2 separate regions of the Mus musculus genome follow, and region 2 is linked to region 1. A link is a loop called in an ENCODE intact Hi-C map of the cell type or tissue named here. Cell type or tissue: heart. All regions are shown on one strand. Each heading gives the region's core, and the rest is flanking DNA. Links, peaks and the distances in the headings are about the cores only.

What was found. Hi-C counts contacts between places; a loop is a spot of excess contacts. Peaks named below come from ENCODE experiments on the same cell type or tissue, not always from the same donor. Only the 100,000 strongest peaks of a DNase experiment are listed, where the experiment ranks them.
Region 2: a loop joins it to region 1, with 2.1 times the contacts of the local background. A loop is called at or near these places in 2 of 42 quality-filtered maps.

Annotation. Positions count from the first base shown.
Region 1 is chr4:139,250,744-139,256,117 of GRCm38, reverse strand. The region is part of intron 2 of Capzb (capping protein (actin filament) muscle Z-line, beta); the gene reads right to left. Among named protein-coding and RNA genes, the nearest start is that of Slc66a1, 57 kb to the left of the region's middle. In heart, for the core only: a CTCF peak has its summit at 2,248; DNase peaks (open chromatin) are centred at 2,667 and 3,937; H3K27ac peaks cover 725 bases.
Region 2 is chr4:138,911,417-138,916,790 of GRCm38, reverse strand. It overlaps Otud3 (OTU domain containing 3), which reads left to right and starts at 2,823. Exons shown (of 8, transcript NM_028453.2): 1 at 2,823-3,181. The coding sequence starts at 2,964. In heart, for the core only: a CTCF peak has its summit at 2,691 (motif pointing right); DNase peaks (open chromatin) are centred at 2,770 and 3,392; H3K4me3 peaks cover 1,599 bases; H3K27ac peaks cover 1,122 bases.

The DNA.
Region 1 (5,374 bases), core at 58-5,057:
CTGATGCTGCATGCTACTGTCTTAGGGCACATCACAGCCTACCATACAAAGTGCCTCTTGCTCCATTGGATGGTCCAACTCTTATACATACACCGCTCCCCAAGGAGAAGCATATACCTCCAGCCAAAGCACGACATGCTTGTTTTCAGAACATGGTTCACGCGCACCTGTGCATTCACCCAACCAACAGGCAAGGTCATTTTCAAAGTTAGCTTTGGTGACATCTCTCTCTATCACCTCTAAGTGCCTGTTTGGATGTTGAACCAGGTATCACAAAGCATGCTTTTTACCTAAGTGCTCCTACCAGGGCACAAAATGGGAAGCTGTTACCTTAATTTACAGATTACAGAGTTAAGACCCAGAATCATTAAGCTGTCCAAGGGTCACACCAACAGCCAGCAGTGAATAGAGAAATCCAACCCTAGGCTAGGTGACTCCCAAACTCCTTCACCCTGTCACTCTGGTCCCTAAGGACAGCGAGCAGTAACGGTACAAAGCTCCTCCCAGCCCCCACTGCAGCTTAGTTATAGCTAGAGCCCTCCACCTGGGACACCCTAGTTGTAGAAGCAAAGTTTCACGGCTTCCATGAGGCAGCCAGGCATGAGGCACTGGCTGAATTTTATGGGCGCGGTGAAATGACCCTGGCACCTTCATGCTGCCCTTCGTGCTGTGGCCTGCCACTAAGAACCCACCTGTGCTACTGGGCTGCTGCTGGGGTCTCCTTACAGATTGTCAAGTCCTGTCTTGAGCCTCCTAGTCCTCTTTGTCTGTCCTCACTGTCTGGGTAGCAATGCTGCCCTCTTCTTCTTCTTTTTTTTCTTAAAAGATTTATTTATTTGTTATATGTAAATACACTGTCGCTGTCTTCAGAGACCCCAGAAGAGGGCATCAGATCTCATTACAGATGGTTGTGAGCCACCATGTGGTTGCTGGAATTTGAACTCAGGACCTTCAGAAGAGCAGTCAGTGCTCTTAACGCTGAGCCATTTCTCTGGCCCCGCTGCCCTTCTCTGTATCTCAATACACCTTGCTGCTTCAGACAGCGGATGCTGAAGGATGCTTGGGAAGACAGATCTCCTTTAGCAGCCAGGCTGGCAAGACGATGCGAGCTGCAAGGAAAGAGGCTCCATTCCTAGCTGGCACAGGAATGTACGTTTGTAATCCTGGCTGTTTAGGAGGCTGAGGGAGAAGAAGGATTTAAGACCATGAATTCCACATCAGTATGACCAGGCCTGGTGGCACAGTCCTAAATATTTGGGAGGCTGAAGCAGGAGGATCCTAAGTTCAAAGACTGGCTGGGTTGTACAGTGAGTTTCAAGCCTACTTGAGTAACTTAAGACCTTGTGTTATGAGAAAACAGACATCCGGGAAGATAGTTCAGTGGTAGAGTGCTTGCCTACTGCACATGAGGTCCTCAATTCAATTCTCAGTGTCTCAAGTTACCAGCAAAACGAACAAATAACACCACTACCAAACCAAAGCCCCAAGCCCAGCCTGAAGAGTCACAGTAATGACAGAAGGACAGAACCAGGCAAACTATGCCAGAGACTAGCCACCCCTAAAGAGCTAATCCCAGACTTCTGCAAGCCCACGCCTCCAAACAACCACAGAAGAACATACACTCAACTGAGCCCTTACCATGGCAGCACACAGTGGAAAACTATGGAGATCGTGCAGGACATAGGATGTGCCCGAGCACACAAGTACCTAGGATGGGTCACAGACAGCTAGTTGGCTCTGCCTGCTCAGGTCCCTAAAAGACAAGTTCTTAAGTTGGGCCATATTTTCAAGTTCTGTTTGCATCAATCCCTCTTCTGATAAAAGACAACCTAGTCTAGAATGACACTGTGCTGTCACTGGAAACAAGTACAGACTATACAGTGTGGCTATACAGTGTGGGAGCAGCTGCCCTAGGCACATGGGGTGTGCGCATGCACATGCGTGTACATTCGTGTACCATGTGTCAGTCCTGCCCCTCATCCTGTCCTCTATCCACCTTCTCAACACTGGACTACTAGCCATCTCCTCTACATGCTAGTTTGTATAAAAACCCTCCCCATTGAGAGTTGGTGCAGAAACTATAGGCTGCTGAGTTAAACTGAATTTTGAGTCACAAGGAAGACGGTTCCAGTTTGACCACCCCTCTAATGTTACACAGGATAGCTGTTTTTAGTTGTTCAATCTAACACTCTGCCATATTCCCCGAGTCTCCTTCAGACCTGTCCCTGACTCCCACTTCTCTCCAGGCATCGTGGAGTTCCACCAATGGACAGCAGAGGACCCTGATTGCTCCTGAACTGGCTGTCCTAATACCAGCAGAGACTCGGGAGACTGTGCCCAGGGAGCCATGAGGGGACCCCAGTCAAGCACCATGTCCCATCAGCTGCTGAGGGTCTCAATCTATGCTTGGGTCCCATGGGAGCAGGCATTGAGGTCTTTTGCCTGAGAGCATGCTGGAAAACAATGGCTCTGTGAGCCAGTCAGTTATCTAAATCTGCGCCTCAGCTCTTCCTGCCCCTGGCTGTGCCACACTCTCGGGGTGTCAGAATCTGCAGTGATCAATGAGCTGAATGACCAGGTCCAAACACCTGAGTCTACTCCGTGCTCCAGCACTGTGAGGAGCAGAGCCAGCATAGACTGTGTTTGGCTGCGCTCCACACTGCCTACGTGACCTACCCCCATCAGCTTTTGTGTGGAACGTCCATCTAACAGCAATGGTGCTGGCCAAACCGGGCTGCTGAGGGTTCAACTTAATTTCCAGTGACTTGGAATAGTAACGCTATACGTCTGTTGGGACAGGCCCTGCCTCCGCCCTGGGCATTCTCACCTGGGTTTGGGTTCAGTCCAAGCACAGCAAAGGCAGCTTTAATGGGAGGCAGGACAGGCACATGTCTGTAGTCCAAACTACCCAGGAGGCTGACTCAGAAGGATCATTTGACTCCACTGAGTTCAAGACCCACAGAGACAACATGGAAAAAACCAGACAACAGTGACGATAAACCATAGAAAAGACGAGTTCTGTCACCATGGGTTCCAATCTATTGCCATCACTCCTTTATCCCCAGGACAGGTTTTCACAGAGACTATTTTTTTCTTTAAGACTATATTCATTCACTCACGCACTCACTCACCCACCCACCCACTCACTCATTCATTTTTTAAGAAAGTGCCCGTGCCATAGTGCAGACACTGAGGTCAGACACCACTTGTGGGAGTTGGTTCTCTCCTTCCACTACGTGGAACCTGGGAATCAAACTCAGGTCTTCAGTCTCGGTGGCAACGCTTTTATGCACTGAGCCATCCTGGTGGCCCAGAGACCTCTACTTTAAAGAAGAGGCACACGGGGCCTGAGAAACAAGCTGACCCAAGTCACACAAGCCAGCGTCTAAGGAAGGGACAGGGACACAGTTCAGCTCGGTTGAGAGGTAAATTGCAGCACTGCTCTTGCCCAAATGGCGTGTTTTCCTACTATCTAACCCAACAGCTGATCGCATGAAAGCGGACACAAATCAGAAGCTTCCGGCCACAGGCAAGGCCGTGTGCGCTGTCATATGGTTCCACTTTGCCTCTTCCTCTTCTCCATTAGTTATTAATGTTGAAAAAAATTGTTCAACCAGAAAAAGAAACTTGAGATGAACCCTTAAAAAAAAAAAAAAGGCACAAAAGCTGGAGTGGTTCAGCTCTCCGGATAATCTAATTCCCGGCGCCCTCGCCTTTCAGAAGTGAACCTTTGGACCTTGATTTTTTTTAAAAAAATGGCCAAATGAACACATTCCATCTTTTGATCTGCCTGCTGGCTGGGAGCCCGCCACCGGAGAGATAAGGATCGAAAGCAGACCCTGTCCACTCGGGTGCACATGCACATGAGTGATGGGGAGCCCGTGGCTGGGGAGCGTCCTGGCTTGCCCCACTCCAGACGAAAGGGTTGGGTGCCAGAGACCTCGATGGCCAGCAGGGGGCTCTGCTTACAACCCGATTCTTCTGTTCTCCCAAGGCCCTGAAGTTATGCTTTTAAGAACTGAAACAATGAAAGCAGCAAGAGTGTCCTAGAGGTGCACATGCCAGCGCTGGAACACAGCACACAACGAGAAATCAGACACAGGTCCCAACTCTGCTCTGCCTCTGTCAGGCTCCTAACCTAGGAACTGGTTTGGAACCATGGAAGAGACTAGAGACAGGAAGACGCACACTAGCAGGACATCTCCAGACTGCCAGAGCAGGAAAGAAACCTGAAGACACTAGGTGAGGCTGGGGCAAGGGGGCCAGCACAAGAATGACAGGAATGGTAAGGAAAACAGGAGGGGGCACCACACAGCTCTGCAGCTAGCAGCCCTGCAAGGCACACAGCAAGACCCAGAAGGCCAAGAAAGCAAGCTGTCCCAACCCAGCTGAGCTGGGAGGACAGGGGAGGAAGGGGACTGAACAGCAGTGTCTGTGTTTACCCACTACCCACTGAGCAGGGCCTGCTCTCTGTGCCCAATCCCAGCACACATAACAGGGTGTGGTCCCAGCTCCTCCAGGCCCCACCTCAGGCCTTCACAGAACATCAGATTCCTAAGCAGAAAGACATACTATAAACCTCATTTGAATACCCTGCCCTGTAGGGTCCTTACTAATACCATTATATGTACCTGTCAAGCGTACCCTTCCCAACTTCAAAATGCTAAGTGAGCCACGAACCTGGCTTTGAGACAGCTGGCAAGATAGTCTTGCTCCTAGATGGCTGCCATAGTGGGCTAGTACTCTGGTGACTGAGGGCCCAGAGCAAATGGAGACGACATGCCCAGCACTGATGCAGAGCTCTGGACAAGCCATGGAGATCCGGCTCCTTATAACAGAAATGAATGGATCAGGACGGGCTTACGTTTTCCAAGGCTGGTAAGTTACACTCATGGTGCACCTTAGTGATTCTGGCTCGGGGAGAGGGGGTGTGGCCCCACACCCTTTTGTCTATCTTCGGGCTCCACCAGCACAGGCAATCGGGAAGCTCTGGCTCAGTTTTAGACCTTGACCATTTCATGGCCAAGGATTAGATAACTTTATCTCTACAGTCACCCAGGACAGGGTTCTCAAAAGCTCACTGCACGCACTCTGTATAAAGCAGTTTCTGTGAGTTACAGACTGTGGAGGCCCTGCCCCTCACCAAGTACAAACTGCACATGCCGAGGGCCAGGAGGGAGTGTCACAGTCACACCAGCTTTTCCCAGTTCCAAGTTCAAATCAGACCCGTTCATCAACGCCAGTGCTAAGCAGCTAGCACCTAATCACTACAAAGCAAACAGGGCCTCATGTAGCCCAGGTCCGCCTCAAACTTCCTATGTAGCCAAGGAGAACTCCGAACATGTGCACCTCGTGCTTCTTTGTCCTGAATTCT
Region 2 (5,374 bases), core at 49-5,048, 340 kb after region 1:
TGTAAGCTATCCAGGGAGATCTGGGGATACAGCTTTTCTGAGTTGGGGCATCCAGGCAGGGGCAGGCTTTTGGTGATGTAGCTGCCTTTGGGACATCCCTACTTCAGTAAGTAATTCCTCATTTATACTCTTATAAGTCAGCCCAATAGATGTTGTTGGTTCTCCAACTTGACCTTCAGTGAAATCATTACTTATTATTGATTTTATGGCACAGGGTCTTACTCTAGCTTAGTCTAGGCCAGTAACTCTCTGTAGCCCAGGTTGGCCTCAACATCATGGCTCTCTCCTGCCTTAGCCTCCTTACTGTTGGGGCTCTAAGCATGAGTTCCCATGCTTGCCTAGTGTTCCCAGGTTAGGTATAAAAGACCTCAGTCAGATAGAAGGTTCAAAAGGGAAGGCAGTGACATTATTGTAGAAAGAGGGTGCTTAATATAAAAGGAGCCAGGAGGAGAGAGACATTATCACCGGTGATGATAACCCCAACAAGTGGGCATGGCTTGGGGTAAACAACTCTCCTGGTTTTCCCCAACACTATCAGTTTGAACCAGAAAGTTGTGTGCGTCCCAGAAACAGCTTTAGTCCAGGCAGACCTAGATTGGCCATCCCAGGATGAAATCCCAATTATTGGACTGAAGGGCTCTTTCTGCTTTCTTCTTTGGATTAAAGGGGGAAGGACAGGATTAATGAAATATCTGGGCTCCAGAGTCAGACAGAGCTTTGCTTCTCAGCTGCGTGGCCCTTTCAGCTAGTTAACTTTTGTGGTTGAAGTTCCTGTATTTTGGGAAAAAAAAAAACAAACCAAGTCACATAGAAGCATGTCTCTCAATGAGTGCTCACCATGTCCGTGTGTGCGTGCTCCTGTGTATGCACGTAGATGGAGGCCAGAGTCAGCCTATCCTGCTCTCCACCTTAGTTTTAAAAAAGATTTAGACATTTTTATTTTGTTTATGAGTGTTTTGTCTGCATGTGTGTTGTTTGTATGTATGTGTGTGCATGTATGTATGTGTGTATGTGTGTATGTATGTATGTGTTGTATGTGTGTATATGTGTGTGTGTCTGTGTATGTGTGTGTATATGTGTATGTATGTGTGTATATGTGTATGTATGTGTGTATGTGTGTATATGTGTGTATGTGTGTGTGTGTGTGTGTGGGTGTACCATGTGTATGCAGAGCTTGTGGAGATCAGAAGAGAGGACCAGCTCCCAGCTCCCCTGGAACTGGATTACAGATGGTCATGAAGCACCTTAGCACCTGGGAACTGAATCCAGACCCTCTGTAAGAATCACAAGGGCTCTTAGCCACTGAGCCACCTCTCCAGCCCCACACCTCACCTTTGACAACTTCAACCATGTAAAAAAATGCATTTGATTTTATACACTCTTACTTACTCCGTCCCTCACTCCCAGGAATCTCCATCACCGTCTTGACTTGATATTTTGTGTGGGTAACCATAGGCACAATGAGTTCATGGTCTATCTCATTTCTTGTCACAGGATGTCTTAGTTAGGGTTTTATTGCTGTGAGGGAACATCATCACCGAAAAGGAAGTTGGGGAGGAAATGGCCTATTTGGCTTCCTCAGTTGAGGAAGTGTCTCCATGAGATCTGGCTGTAGAGCTTTTCTTAATTAGTGATCAATGGGGGAGGGCCCAGCCCATTATGGGTGGTGCCATCCCTAAGCGTGTAGTCCTGGGTTCTATAAGAAAGCAGGCTGCGTGTTGTCAATTCCTTTAGGCTCTGCCCAACAGTTACCTAGCAACAGCTTGCGTTTCTCCCTGCCAGGTTTGAAGACCACTGTTAACCATAATCTCTCTCTCTCATATCCCTGACTGGACCCTACCTCTGTTTCTCTCTTCTCTTTCTGTCCTTCTCTGTCCCCCTCCTTTCTCTGCCTCTACTCCTTTTCCAGGTTCCCTTCCCTTCCCTCGATAAACTTCCTTTTGTTCTAGGCCTGTCGTATGGTGGTGAGTCCTCAGAGGAATGGGCCTGCTGAGGTTCTCCTGCCGCCACATTATACTGCCGTTTTATAAAACATAACACTGAGCAAGTCAGGGGAAGCAAGCCAGTAAGCAGCGCCCTCCATGGCCTCTGCATCAGCTCCTGCCTCGGGGGTTTTAGACCTGCTTGAGTTCCTGTCCTGATGGCCTCCAAGGATGGATGCTGATCTTGAAGTGTAAGCCAACTTGTAGCTCACTGATTGGCTAAACTGCCTGGCAGTGAGTGCAGTGGGCTGTCTCTTCCTCCTTAGGGATGGGATCACAGGGGCTCTCTGACAGGCCTACCCTTCTTAAAGTGGGTGATGGAGATCCGAACTCAGGTCGAACCTGGCATATGGAGCAAGCACTTATATGGACTGAGCTATTTCCCTAGCTACTGTAGGCTGAGTTTTTAAAGGGTCTGTGCACGCACGCAGGCGTTTGTAATTGATTGCGGATTAGCGCATTCTAGACAAACATATTCCCTTATCATCCTTTCCTTGTCCTGGAACTCACTCTGTAGACCAGGCTGGCCTCGAACTCAGAAATTCGCCTGCCTCTGCCTCCCAAGTGCTGGGATTAAAGGCGTGCGCCACCAGGCCCGGTCACCCTTTCCTTCTTTTCCGCATTTTTTTGCTCTTGCCTCTCTTCTGACATCCTCAGTCATCCTTGACCTGTCTGGTCCCACTGCGCCTCACTGAGCACTACCCACCACGAGGGGGCAGAAAATAACCAACAAAACAGGTGCTTCTCTAGTCTTCCTATCTTTCTCTATGGTGCCTGCTGGCCCCGCCCCGGGGGCGGAGCTACCACCACGTGACCTGGCTGCCAGGCGACCGCGCCGGCGCAGTGGCCGCGCCGCTGTCGCCAGGCGTCGTCCCCCTGCGCCGCTCCGCCCGGTGGCCGGCTGAGGCTGCGGCCCCGGGCTCTGCGGCTCCGGCTCCGGCTTCGGCTCCTTCCGCGGCGAAGCCGTGTGCCGCCGCAGCCATGTCCCGAAAGCAAGCGGCGAAGAGCCGGCCGGGCAGCGGCGGCCGCAGAGCCGAGGCGGAGCGTAAGCGGGACGAGCGGGCGGCGCGCCGGGCGCTGGCCAAGGAGCGGCGGAACCGGCCCGATCCTGGCGGCAGCGGCTGCGAAGAAGAGTTTGTGAGCTTCGCCAACCAACTGCAGGCCCTGGGGCTGAAGCTGCGGGAGGTGCCGGGGGACGGGTGAGGCGGGCCGGGAGTGCGGGAAGCGGCGCTGGGGATGCGCAGGGCCGGTCGCTGAGGGGGAAGCAAGGGTCAGGCTTGGTGGAACGCTGCGGCAGGGTCCCCCGAGGGTCCGAGCGGGTCTGAGAGGTGACCTCGAGGTGCAGCTGTCATGAAGCCGAATGGGAAAGGACCTAGGTCCCGCTCGGTGTCATGCTGGCCCTCCTGGGTGTCCTCGCCCACTTTTGCACTGGGGTATCGAGGGCGGAGAGCTAAAGGTAGCTTCCACAGAGCTTGCTTCCCACGTTTTGGGTTCCCCAAGTAAAAGGCATGAGAGTCCCGGGCCAGCTGTTTCTGGGAGCCGGATACAAGAGTAGCAGCTGGAAACAGAACGGAGGAAGGCGAGGGGAAGCAACTTAATGGAACGGGGACATGGGTCCAGGAACGTGGGGAGAGAGAAGGAAAAGAATAAAGAAACGGGGAGAGGAACGGGTTAGCAGGTCCGAGGGAGCCTGCCTGCTAGGTGTGTTGTTGCAAGAGGCACTGTTAGTGTGTTCTCCTCTAGGAATGGTCAGGTTGAGCCATGGAAGAATGGAATACAGCTAAGGAGTCTACAAAGGCAGATGTGGCAATGAGACTGGGGGATTTGCCTGGGCTATAGGGTGACAGGGTTTCAAAAAACAAAACCCAACAAAACCAAACCAATCTTTCCCTCTTGAGAAAGTCTCGCTATGTAGTCTTAGGGCTGGCCGGGAATCCCCTGTGTAGACCAGGTTGCCCTTAAACTCATAGCCATCTGCTGGGATTAAAGATGTGTGCCTCTGTCCCACTACATAAAGTATTTTCTTCATTTGATACACTACGCTGAATTTTATTGATCAAGACTCAATAAACTAACCCCATTTGTATCTCCTGCCTTCAGAGCTTCCGGCAAATTGGATAGGTATTTTGTTTAAGTTGCAATTAGAGTTAATTGTATTCAGCTACTGCTTCGAACAGTTCCTGGGTCATAGGAGGCATTCAGCACTTTGTTTTTCAGGGATTAAAAACTGTTAAGGGAGGCCACCTAGCTCCAGTAGAAGTACAAACTGCGGTAGACATCAAACCATCAAGTGAAGCTGGGCGAGGTGGTGTGGGTCTTTAATCCCAGCGCTGGGAGGCAGAGGCAGCGGATCTCTGAGTTTGAGACCAGCCAGGCTTACAAATGGAGCCAGGGTTGTGACACACAGAAACCTGCTCTTGAAAAACAAAACAAAAAGCATCAAAGTTGAATGCCGTGGCCCCAGGTGTGGGCATTCTGCAAATGGTTAGATTGTATCTGTCATACTGAGCAGGGTTTCTCTGTGTCAAAGAAATAGGCTAGGGAAATGGGAACTATGGAGAGATACAGTAGGTTCCCAGGAGGGAGGCATGTGGCAGTAGGTCACTTATAGCTTGGTTTGGGGGCCCTTTTGTATTCTGAAAAATGCTGTGGAATAAGCACACATATGCACTGTATGAGCCACAGCTCAATATTTACCATATTCATAATTTAAAGACAGGAACCCATTAGCCATCTAGCATTGAGATAGTAGCGATACACACACACACACACACACACACACACACACACACACAGAGGCAGGAGATCTTTATGTAGCTCTGGCTGTTCTGGAACTCACTACTATGTAGACCAGTTCAAACTTACAGAGATCAACTTGCCTCTGTGCTGGGATCAAGAGCACTGCGCCATCATGCCCAGTAAGATGTCAGGCTCTTGAGAACTACGGATGAGAGAGTGAGGGTGAAGAAGATAGAGGCCTTGGTTCTGAGCTTGCGGATACCCTGAAGGGGTCTCCAGGCGTTAATACCTCTGGGCTATACTTGGGGAGCAGATCTGGGGGGGGAACAGGTTGGTATGATCTTCATAAGGGACCACGGTGGTGCTATTTTGAGGAAGTGGCTGACATGCCTTGAAGTGCCAAGAAAGACCTTTCCTTCCTCAGCTAGCAGGGCCAGCGACTTCCGTGTGCAAGGTGCCTCTCACAAGAAGCCATGCTGGAGCAGTTCACAAAGGAACAAGAGGAGTTTGCCTCTGTGGGATGAGTGCCGGGTGGAAGGCCAGAGCATGCGTGTCTGATAGCTCCGAGTGCTGCAGTTTAATGGGAGCCCAGTATAATCAGGGTAGGAGCACTGGGAAGTGAGGGGCAGAGGCTAGCTAGCTACTTCCCAGTC